3 separate regions of the Homo sapiens genome follow, and all the other regions are linked to region 2. A link is a contact called in ENCODE Hi-C data. All regions are on one chromosome and are shown on one strand. The core of a region is the stretch at or near the end of the contact, and the rest is flanking DNA. Distances in the headings are between cores, read along the strand shown. Region 1 holds the start of SCARB2 (scavenger receptor class B member 2). Region 2 holds the start of COX18 (cytochrome c oxidase assembly factor COX18). Region 3 holds the start of CNOT6L (CCR4-NOT transcription complex subunit 6 like).

Region 1 (3,436 bases), core at 432-2,931, 3.1 Mb after region 2:
CCCAAAGCAAGAGTTTACATCCTCAAACACAGCTCACCATGGATTTGGACATGGACAGGAGTGGAGAAAGGATTCAGTTTCTTTTTTCCTTGAACATGATTGCTCAAAGGAAACTGACCCTCGAGACGCTCAGACAGTGGGCCTTGTCTTCCCTTGGCAATGTGAACTTTAAAAATTACATTATGCTTTGCCATGGTGCTTTTTGAAAAACTGCCTTTAACTGCCAGATTTCAGGTACTCACTTAATTACTTTTGGAAACTCAGTTAAAGGAAGATATCCATTGCCACCTGGAATAAAATAGCTTTACTGACTGGAGAGTGCAGTGATTCAAAGTAGACTAGGCCTGGGCTTTTTTATCTGGCCGCAGCAAGTGCAGACCAGTGGGAGAAATGAAGCGTGCAGTTATGGATGCTAACAAGAAAGGCTGCTGCTCCAGTGATTATTTTTCTTTTTTAAGGAAAAAATGATCCCAGTAATTCTCTTTTGTTCCTCTTTTGACACAGCTTGGTGGATGTGGGGGAAAGGGCAGATGAAATGACCAGTGAAATCAAAAGATGAAGTCTTCTTAAAGGACTGGCTCTCCAGCCCAATCATCTAGAGGAAGAGACAAGTTCAGATTCTTGTAGGGTATCTAAATGCATCTGTGCCTGAAAATTATGGCCGTTTGAGAAAAACAAGAATTCATGGTGAGACAAAGCAACACAGACTGTTGGTACAAGATACAAAGCCACTAAGTCAGCGTTCAGCAAAGACTGATGGATGAATTGTCACCCAGCCTAAAGGACTGGCCCAGCTACCAACTGCCCCTGCCCAGCCCAAGAGGGCAAGAACACAATAGACCGCACACCCACGTCTCATCCCCAGGCGCACACCACTTCAAAGGCTACAGCAAGCAGACAACATAACCTGCCTCTTCTGCGGTGTCTTTCATTCAGTTCTGTTTCTTCATGAAGTGGGAAGGAAACAAGTTTGGGCCCACCTGAGATTGGGGTGTAGACGGAAGGAGTGGGGAGAGATGCAAACGACAGAACACAACCGAAGGCCTTTTTAAAAGTCAGGATCCATAGCCTTACTTATCACTGTAAAGGGAACAGAGTCGGCTCCATCCTTCCTCATCCTTCTTTAACCCTCGCCTACCAAGCCCTGGAAGACAGGGACGCAAGAAGAGCTCTAGCGCGGAGGGTCTGCCTGAGTGCTGGTCTTTCCCATACAAGATGTAGCAGCAGGGATGGGAGGGTGAGCTGGACGACTCCACAACACACACACAGCCCGCCCCGCCTCACCTTCTCGATACTCTGGTCTACAGCCTTCTGGAAGACCCGGGCCACCAGCAGCGTGACGCTGGTCACCAGCAGGAGCAGGGACAACGTCCCCGCCGTGTAGAAGCAGCATCGGCCCATTCTGTGCGCCGCTCACGGGCCGGGCCGGGCCGCACCCGCCAGGGATCCAACTGCAAGGAGGGAGGAGCCGCCGCAGAGGCGTCGAAGACCCGGGACCCTTCGGCGCCACGCCCACGCCCTCCCGGCGCACGGTTCGTGCGCGCAGCTCTGGGCTCCGCGGCCTGGCGAGCGCGGCCCCGGGTGCACCGGGCGGATGGGGCCGCGGAGGGACGGGCCCGGACTCGGTTTCGGTTTCCTTCGCCGGGCAGCCGTGGCGCCCGCCTAGCGCAGCTCGGGAGAGTGCAGGGAGCGCGCAGGGACGTGACGTTCGCGGGCCGGGCTCGCCGCAACCCCGCGAGGCAACCGCCGGCGACTGCGCGGGGAGGCGGGCGGGGGCGGAGGCCGCAGTCATGTGCCCTGCGGCGGCGGCAGTGATTCGGCCCGCGCCCTCCCCGGCCGGTCCCCGGTGGCCCTGAGTGGCTGCGGCGCCTGAGCCAGGCCCGGCCTGGCCGCTCCCAGCGCCCTGCACCGCAGGCCCAGCGCTCGCCCCACCGAAATTGCCGAACCTGGTTCACACACTCATTTACTCATTCCGCAGATAGGTCTGAGGGCCTCCCATGGGCCACGCGCTGGGGATTCAAGGTGGCTGGGACATTCCCCTGCTCTAGAGGCGCTCGCAAGTTAGCGGGGACACCGTTACCGCAATTACAACACAATGTAGCAAGTGCTTCTACCAGGTGCCTGCTGAGATCATGCCAGCAAGCATGTTCTGCCTGGATGACCTAGGGCCCCACATTGAACTGGGGCCTGGGGGATGCATAAGTTTGTCACGTAAGGGGCATGTGCAAGAATGGAAGATGTGCAAAAAAGGGAGGAGGAGGCATTTCACGGAGAAGGAAACGGTGAGCAAAGGCATTGGGGGTGAAAGAGCAAAACCTGTAGGAAGCAAGAAGGAAGTTCCTTTTGACTGTAGGCTCAGGTGTTCAGGGGGTGGAGTCGGAGGTGTTGAGGCCCCAAGAGGTCAGACTTTGAAGGGCTCTTGGTATCCTGTTAAAGATGTGGAAGTTGGGAAGGAGCTTAAAGCAGGCATCGCTGGTGTTCTTGCCTGCTTTGCTCACTGTGGTGTCCCAGACACCCAGGACCAAGACCTGCACACAGCCAGGACTCAAGAAGTGTTCGTTAAATGAGTGTTTCTTCTACGCCAGCCCTTTACTAGTTTCTTTGCACAGTTCTACTCATTTAATACCCTTGGCAGTCCTATGAATAGGAGGTTGTGTTTGTCCCAGTCCTCCAGAAACAGTCCCAGATGGGGGTACTATGCAAGAGAGTTTTGAGGGAAAACAGGGAGCTGGACCTGGGATGCAGGTGTGATCCTTGTGAAGGAAAGAGGCAAGCAAGGAAGGAAGGTTGGGTGGAAGGAAGCATTTGATATATATACAGTCCATGTATAAAAAGTTCAGCAAGGCCATTGGGGTGGGGAATCCTTTAGCCAAATGGGCTTGTCCCAGAAGTCTGGCATCTCCCAGAAAGAGGCCCGCCTTAGTATCCCTGCTGTGCTCAGTCATGAGCTGGGAGCAGCCTTAGGAAGCTGGCCTTTGCAGCAACCTAGGGATAAATATCAGGGTATGGATTTCAGCAGAGCTCAGCAGTTGAGGCGGAGCCATTGGTCAGTTATGCTATCTACACTGCAAGATCCAAGAAGTACATTTTCTTGGCAACTATAGTGTATTATCCTCATTTTACACTCAAGAACACTGGGGCTCTGAGTTAAGTAACCTAACAAGCTCAACTGGTTGCTGAGTGGTGGATCCTGCTTGAACCAGGATGTAGGGCTGGCTGTTGGCTTCCAAAACCCTCACTTTTTCTACTCTGCGCATTGCTGCATCCCGATCTGTCACTAATGAGAATCTGAGGACAGCAAATCAGTTAGGAGGCTTTGTTGAGGACTTGGTGAGATAGCATGATGGTTTAAAAATGGTGGCAAATTATTTGTTACTCCTTTCGTTGAGAGGTGGGGTCTATACTTTCTCGCTTTGAATTTGGGCAGGTTTTAGCA
Region 2 (3,432 bases), core at 121-2,620:
AACTTAACCTCTAAAATCATGTTCCCTCACATATAAAATATATAACAGCACCTACTTCACAGGGTTACAAATATTAGATAAGAACTGCACCCTGGGCTTTACTGTTCCATCTCTACATTTCCTAGTAACGTAAGCGGAGAAAACAGCAGTTTGTTAAGAACCTTTAATACACTGTGATAGCCACAAATCAAAAGTAAAAATAGCATTTATTCCTGCCCTGTGCTCATTCTTCCTGTAAAATGGCTCACTGCCTTAATGTTGCTGCTGATTCCGTTCCTGTTTTGTTTCCGGTTTTTTTTCCCCATGCTCACAACCTGAAAACAAGAAAGCCACTATTTTTGAAATATCCCATTTGAATAATCAAGCACTTTAACCCGTATTATCTGACTTGCTCTGATAACGCTGTGAAGTAGGCAAGGAAGGTACTGCTAGCCTGATTCCTCAGAAAAAAGGATTCAGCATTAAAAGGTCAAGTAACTGCGACCAACCAGACACAGTCTTAGTCGGGTCTGGAGAGGAAACAAGTTCGCAAACTGTTAGTCTAGTAGTTTCTTCCTAATAAGAAAGACCAGCTGGAATACTTTGGGACGAAAGACACTGCAGACATACTGGCTATTAAAACTTTTAAGACATAAATTTTGTAGGTTTCGCCAACACAATTTCTTCTGCGACTGATTTCTTTGTCTCCGTTCCCCGAGAGCAAGTATAGTAACCACTTGTGCTTGGAGCACAAATCCAGTAAGACAAAAGAAATGACAGGTACACGTGTCACAAAGTATCTTATTTAACACACCTAATGCTAGTTCAATTTTTTTTAACGCTAAAATGGTCACAATGAAATGGTCACGATGATTAAACACTAAGCACTGCAGAAGGCAACATCGTGCGATCGAAAACCCTGAGTGAATGTCGGCCTTCCTCCGCCGCAGGGGTTGCAGCGCAGGGTACGCGCACGGCTCGGCGCCCCTCACCTTGGCCAGGATGTAGTGCTGGTAGGCTGCCAAAGGCAGCGTGACAGCACCCCGTAAGGCCACGGTGGAGAGCAGAATGCTGCCCCACCAGGGCAGGCCCGTGGCGGCGTGCACGCCGAGCAGTACTTCCTCCGCAACCCGCACCGGCGAAGACGCGGCCAGGGCCTCGTACCAGCCGTTCGCATGTACTGCAGAGACTGGTGCCACTGCCCACACTGGGAGAGTGGGGCGCTTGGCGCCGCTCGTAGGAACCGGCGCAAGCGGCAGGTCCCTAGCCCAAAGCTGCAGGGCAGGGAGCGGCCGCAGCCACCGACCGCCGAGCCGGCACAGCATTTCTGCACCACGGCGGAGCCCAGATCCCGGGCCTCACAATCCAGCGGACATACACCGGCCAGCCAAGGCTGATACGCGCACGCGCCAGCAACAGCGGGCATAAAGCGCATGCGCGCCTGCCTGCAGCCGCGATTGACCTTCCCAGTCAAGCCGGTGACGTCTTGCGTCGCAGTGGATGTGACGCAAGAGATAGGAAAGTCCCGCCTTTCCCACGCGGCACTGGACAGGCCTACTGCGCACACGCGAAAGTTTCCCGCTGCTAGGGTGTAGTTAGTCCGAGGCCGGACCAAAACTGCAGAGACATGGGTGGAGCCTGCTGCCCTCCGCCAGGCTGGGTGTTCTTTAGGGAGCTCTCGCCTTGTAAAGTTCATCTACACCGTGTAACTTACCATTCTTTTTCACTAAAGCTAATAGTCATTTGTAGTGGAATTATCCTTGCTCGGTTTTTTGTGACCAGAAGCTGATCCCCAACCTCTTTACGTGCACCTGATTGCTTCCGTTAGCGATTACGATAGATTATCATACTCAAGAGTCACACGTTGCTAAAGTACCTGCTTGTAGAGAGACGCATGTTTCTTGCTGACTCTGAGTGTTAAGCACGAGGGATAGTTCAGTCTCTTGTAGATTTAATTGGCCCATCTGTTCCAGTTAGTATTTGGACCACCAACTGCAAACTGAATTTCTTCGGTGTTTTGTCTTCCATGATAAATAGCAGCAAAAATCTTATAGTAAAAGTATCATCTCTTTATTTAAGGGAAACTATCACTGGCAGTACGGTGAATTCCTTGAGTTTACTTGTATCCTATATAAGCTTTAAAGAGCCTGAACAGCAGCACTGGCTGTCTTCTGGTTTAAAGGAATACGTTGAATCTACATGGACTATATAGTTTTAACTTTTGTGTTCCTGGAAACAACAAAATGGAATGTTGTGGAGGAGTTTCCTCACCGAAGGGTCACCCCTAGACTACAGACTAAAATATGTTGTGAGGAGTAAACCTTGATTTTTATTTATTTATTTATTTACTTACTTAGGAAAAGAAGCCTCCAACAATGTTGGGTAATGTCAAACGCCAGCTATTGTTTGCCCTTCACTGTGCACCTAACCAAGGGTACCCTACGATAACTTTCTCAGGATTCTGGAATTCATCTGCTTTCCAAACTGACTGATAAATCTATACATGAATTTTTAAATGTGTTTAAACACACAGCACAACACACACTATATATAAACTTTTTCTAAAAGAAAAACCTACCAATCTATTTCTTTATCCATTTATTAAGCTAACAAAAAAGCCATCAGTTGCTACTGACTACTGTTCAGCTGTTCATAATCTGAACAGAATTTTAAAGTTATTTTTGCTAGACACAGTGGATCACGCCTGTAATCCCAGCACTTTGGGAGGCCAAGATGGGAGGATACCTTAAGGGCAGAAGTTAGAGATCAGCCTTGGCAACATGGCAAGACCTCATCTCTACAACAAATACAAAAATCATCCAGATGTGGTGGCTTGCATCTGTGGTCTCAGCTACCAGGAGGCTAAGGCGGGAGAATTGCTTGAGCCCCCCGGAGTCCAAGGCTGCAGCGAGCAATGATCGAGCCAGTGCACTCCAGCCTGGGTAGCAACAAGATTCCCATCTCTTTAAAAAAAAAAAAAAAAAGCAAGAAAAGAAAAAAAAAAAGCTGTAAGCTGTTCTTCAATTCCTAAGATTTAATTTTGTGGAGTTCTATCGGGGTCACAAATGAGATTTCAGTGTTGGAACACATTTTTTGCTATACATTGTGTTCATATATTACATTCTTATTTTAAAAAGTATTTCCTTAAGTTTGAATATTGATCTAAATAAAATTTATGAATATTTAGTTTCTGCTAATTTCATATATGTGTATAAACACATTTCTTAATCTATATAACAGGGATGACTAGAACTTGCTATCTACTTGGTAGAGGATGTTGGGGGAAGTAGTTGTCAATTTTAAAGCCCAATGCAAAAGAAAAGTGTTACTACTAATGTATAGGTACTGTTTATACAACATTGTGATTATTTTGTATCTTTTGTTTCAGAGTACAGTACAAAATGATCTACAACTATTGAGTGGACCAACTGAAATCATTTGTCAATCCTCTTT
Region 3 (3,335 bases), core at 25-2,524, 4.7 Mb after region 2:
GGAGACTGAGGAAAACATGTTTGTTGAGCCTATCTTGATTGACAAGATAACTAGAGGCAATACGGTAAAATGTAACACTGTGCTTCCAATGTGTACAAACGGCTCAGCTAAACTCCCTGAACACAATCCACCTAAACAGTCTAAGCTCAATAGCCGACCGAGTTAAGCAGGATGACAGCTCCAGTAACTTCCTCTTCCTCACCCAGCTCCTCAGCTCGGCGGCGCGTACACGCCTCTCCCCCTAGGAGGCAGGATAAAACAATTTCAAATGCACAAAATCCATCCAATCCCACAGGCCAGGAAAGCCAGTTTCCCTTTCTTCCTCAGCCCTTCCAAGAAAATGTTTGTCTAATTAAAAAAAAAAAAATCTTACCAACGGCAAAGTATTTGCAACAAAAATCCAAAATATTTACTCAGTCCCTCCACACAGCCTTAGGGGAAGGATGAAAAGAAGGGAACACGACACCGCGTATTCCCAAGACTGACTGTTCTGATTCACTTTCCTCCCTCGGGTCCCACAGCCGGCCGGGCGAAGGCTTGCAGTTGGAACGCCAAAATAAGCCTTCGCCTCTCAGGAGACGCGGAGGCGGCCACGGCGACGGCAATCGGCGAGTCCCGCCTCCGACCCTCACCTGCCCAGGCCCGAGGCAGCGCCGTGGGCTCGCGCGGGCTCGCCGTCCCGGGAGGCGTCCGGGGAGGTGGGCGGGCGCCCAGGCAGTTAGGCCGCGCTGCAGGCCGGCGCGCTTCCTGCCGCGGCCGGGGAACGGCGGCCCCGGGATCAGCGGCGCGGCACCGACCAGCAGCTCTCCCAGCCCCGCTGCCGCGCGTGTGCCGCACTCACTCAGCCCTCCCCGGCCGGCCCCCTAGGAGCAGCTCTCACCTGCGAGGCTCGGGAGCCGCAGCCACAAAGCGGGAGGGACACGCCACTCTGGGGTCCCGGCCCCGGGCCACCCCCGACACACACACACACACACACACACACCCCGGAACCTTCGCCCGCCTCTGAAGAGACGCGGGTCAGCCCCGCCGCCCCCTCCAGTCACCCGACACACACCCACTCGCCGTGGGTCCTCGGGCCGCCTCCCCGCCCGCCAAAGTCCCAACTCGCACACCCACACGCACATTTGTCCCTCTCCCACCTCATTTCCCCGGGGACGCGCTCCTCTTCCCAACACTCTCGGTCCTACTCGGAGGCAAAAGAACACTCTACCTCATTCTCTTCCTCTGGCCCAGAAGCAACAGCAGCCATTTCCCCGCGGCAGGGGAAACACACACACAAACACGCGCGCGCGCGCGCACCAGGCCCCCACAGATGCTTCCCCTCCAGAGCCGCGGCCGCAGACGCAGACGCAAACACAAACACCCACGGCGGGCCTCGCTCCCGCCCGCCCCGAGGGGAAGCCGCGGCGGCACACAGGGCCCGTAACCGGGGCTCGCGGGCGGGCGCGCAGGGAACCCGGGCCCGGGGTCTCGGGGGGCCCGCGCCCCCTCCTCACCTGCATTCAGCGCGCCGGGGTCCGGGCGGCGGCGGCGGCGGCGGCGACGGGGCGGCTGGTGCTGGTGCTGCGGCGGCGGGGGAGGCGGCGGCGGCGGTGGCGGCGGGGCTGAGGGCAGCAAAGACATGCAGGCAGCCCGCCGGAGGGGAGAGGCACCGGCCGGAGGGGATGCGGGGCGGGCGGGCCGGGCCGGGCCGCCTGACGAACGGCAGAGGCGGCGGCGCGGAAGGCGGCTGAAGGGAGCGAGGAGACAGACCGGGGGTCGGGAAGGGGGACGAGGGCCGCGCCGCCGGGCTTCGAGGACAGTGACCCCAGGCGCGCAAGAGAGGCCCCGCGGCCGCGGCCGCCGGCGCGAAGGCCCCAGCCGAAGGAAGCTGCGCCCCCGCAGGGCCGGAGCCGCGGCTACTGCTCCGAGAGCCACGCAGAGCCTGGCCTTGGCCTTGGCCTCCTGGTGCTGGGGCTGCCGCCGCTGCGGGGGTTGCCGCTGCGCCGGGTGCTGCTGGGGCCGAGGTTGAACAGAGACGCCAGCTTTCGGTGCCTTCGCTCCCGCTCACACACGTTCACACCCCCGAGGGCCGGGGGAGAGGCGTCCGGGCGATATCGGTATTGAGATTAATAACAAGGTGCAGAGAGTGCGAGAACGAGGAGGGTTGATTGACGTGGAGGGGCTGGCGGGAGTCAGTCACTCCCCGGCGCGGAGGGTTGGGGTGAGGGGAAGGAGGCGGGGCGGTGACGGGGCGGAGCTCCTACGCAGCGCCTTGGCCCCGCCCCCCGTGCGCCGCGTTTTGTCGCGGTGAGCGCGCGGAGGCCCGGGCTTCTTAATGGTTTTCTGTTTTGCTCTGGCTGTTTTCTCACTCTTTTTTCCTGGCCTGAGCGAGGAGCGGGGCTGAGAAGAGTGGTAGAGTTTCAGAAACCCACATCCACAGAGCCTTGGCGAAGAGACGGGAAACCGCCTCACCCCGGGTTCTTGTGTGGGCGCTGTTTACTGCACCCTCCTCGCCCGAGGCGACCTGACAGCGAAGCAGAGCGTAGGTCTAGGTGGCTGAGACGCCAGGGGAGGTGAAGTGACCGAAGGAAATGTTTCCTGACATATTCGGTGGATTTTTTTTAAAAACATATAGCATCTGTAAGTTGTATCGTCAAAGGTAAATAAAAGAACCTGTGACGCTCAGCGATAACCCGGTCCTATTTTCTAATTCTCCCTTCTCGTTGTAGACTTTAGTTTGTTGTTTGTAGCTTATCCATGCCATCTACAGAATGAAAACATCCAAATGCAAACTAGAAATAGTAGTGTTTACTTGGTGAACCTGGCTGTGATACTTTAAGTTTCTGGGGTTTGTTTTTGTTTTTGTGGGCCAGCTTCAGCTTTTTTGGGCCAGCAGTCCAAAAAGCAAATTACACCGGCTGTGGAGGCAGAGTACTGCTGTTGCAGTTTTGCACAATTTTAATCTCTTTCTCAATGCATGCCCGGGCTCGTGTATTTACCAGTGTTGGTCAAGGGTATATTAGCAATGTTCAGTATTTTTTCCCCCACAGGAGTGTTTAGCACACTAAGCACGTTGCGTTGGTTGCAATTCATCTTAGGCCTTATTACTGAATGTAAAATGCCTTCATCTCTTGGGGGAAAAGGTGCGGTGAAAATGCAAATCATCATTTAGCTAAAACTGAACAGCTGTTACAAGAGTCCATAATTGCAGAACTATTGCACCACTTTCATCTTGGCACCAGGATGGGTGAATGAGTGAGTAAAAAAGCCCCTCAGTTCACAAGACGACAGACTATTTTCTTTTCTACCTATGTTAATTTTCCATTTCCCTCCCTAGCAACACCAGCCCCACA

Evidence for each region. A loop is a pair of places that touch in the nucleus more often than their neighbours do. Pooled maps may share reads with other maps.
Region 1: a pooled map shows a loop between it and region 2 (12-fold over the local background). The contact joins the promoter of SCARB2 here to the promoter of COX18 in region 2. A Hi-C loop is called at or near these places in 7 of 50 pooled maps.
Region 3: a loop to region 2 is called in a pooled map, with 24 times the contacts of the local background. The contact joins the promoter of CNOT6L here to the promoter of COX18 in region 2. A Hi-C loop is called at or near these places in 10 of 50 pooled maps.

Annotation. Positions count from the first base shown.
Region 1 is chr4:76,212,143-76,215,578 of GRCh38, forward strand. SCARB2 (scavenger receptor class B member 2) reads right to left here and starts at 1,682. Exons shown (of 12, transcript NM_005506.4): 1 at 1,285-1,682. The coding sequence starts at 1,401. It also overlaps a transcript of FAM47E not described here. RefSeq lists silencers at 1,083-1,487, 1,401-2,020.
Region 2 is chr4:73,068,346-73,071,777 of GRCh38, forward strand. COX18 (cytochrome c oxidase assembly factor COX18) reads right to left here and starts at 1,371. Exons shown (of 6, transcript NM_001297732.2): 1 at 972-1,371. The coding sequence starts at 1,304. LOC112268467 (a long non-coding RNA gene) reads left to right here and starts at 1,601. Exons shown (of 2, transcript XR_002959797.2): 1 at 1,601-1,684; 2 at 3,368-3,432. RefSeq lists enhancers at 690-1,205, 1,140-1,659, 1,206-1,722.
Region 3 is chr4:77,818,094-77,821,428 of GRCh38, forward strand. It overlaps CNOT6L (CCR4-NOT transcription complex subunit 6 like), which reads right to left and starts at 1,275. Exons shown (of 12, transcript NM_144571.3): 1 at 1,211-1,275. The coding sequence starts at 1,215. RefSeq lists silencers at 572-971, 1,052-1,121, 1,612-1,711, 1,752-1,911, 2,172-2,321.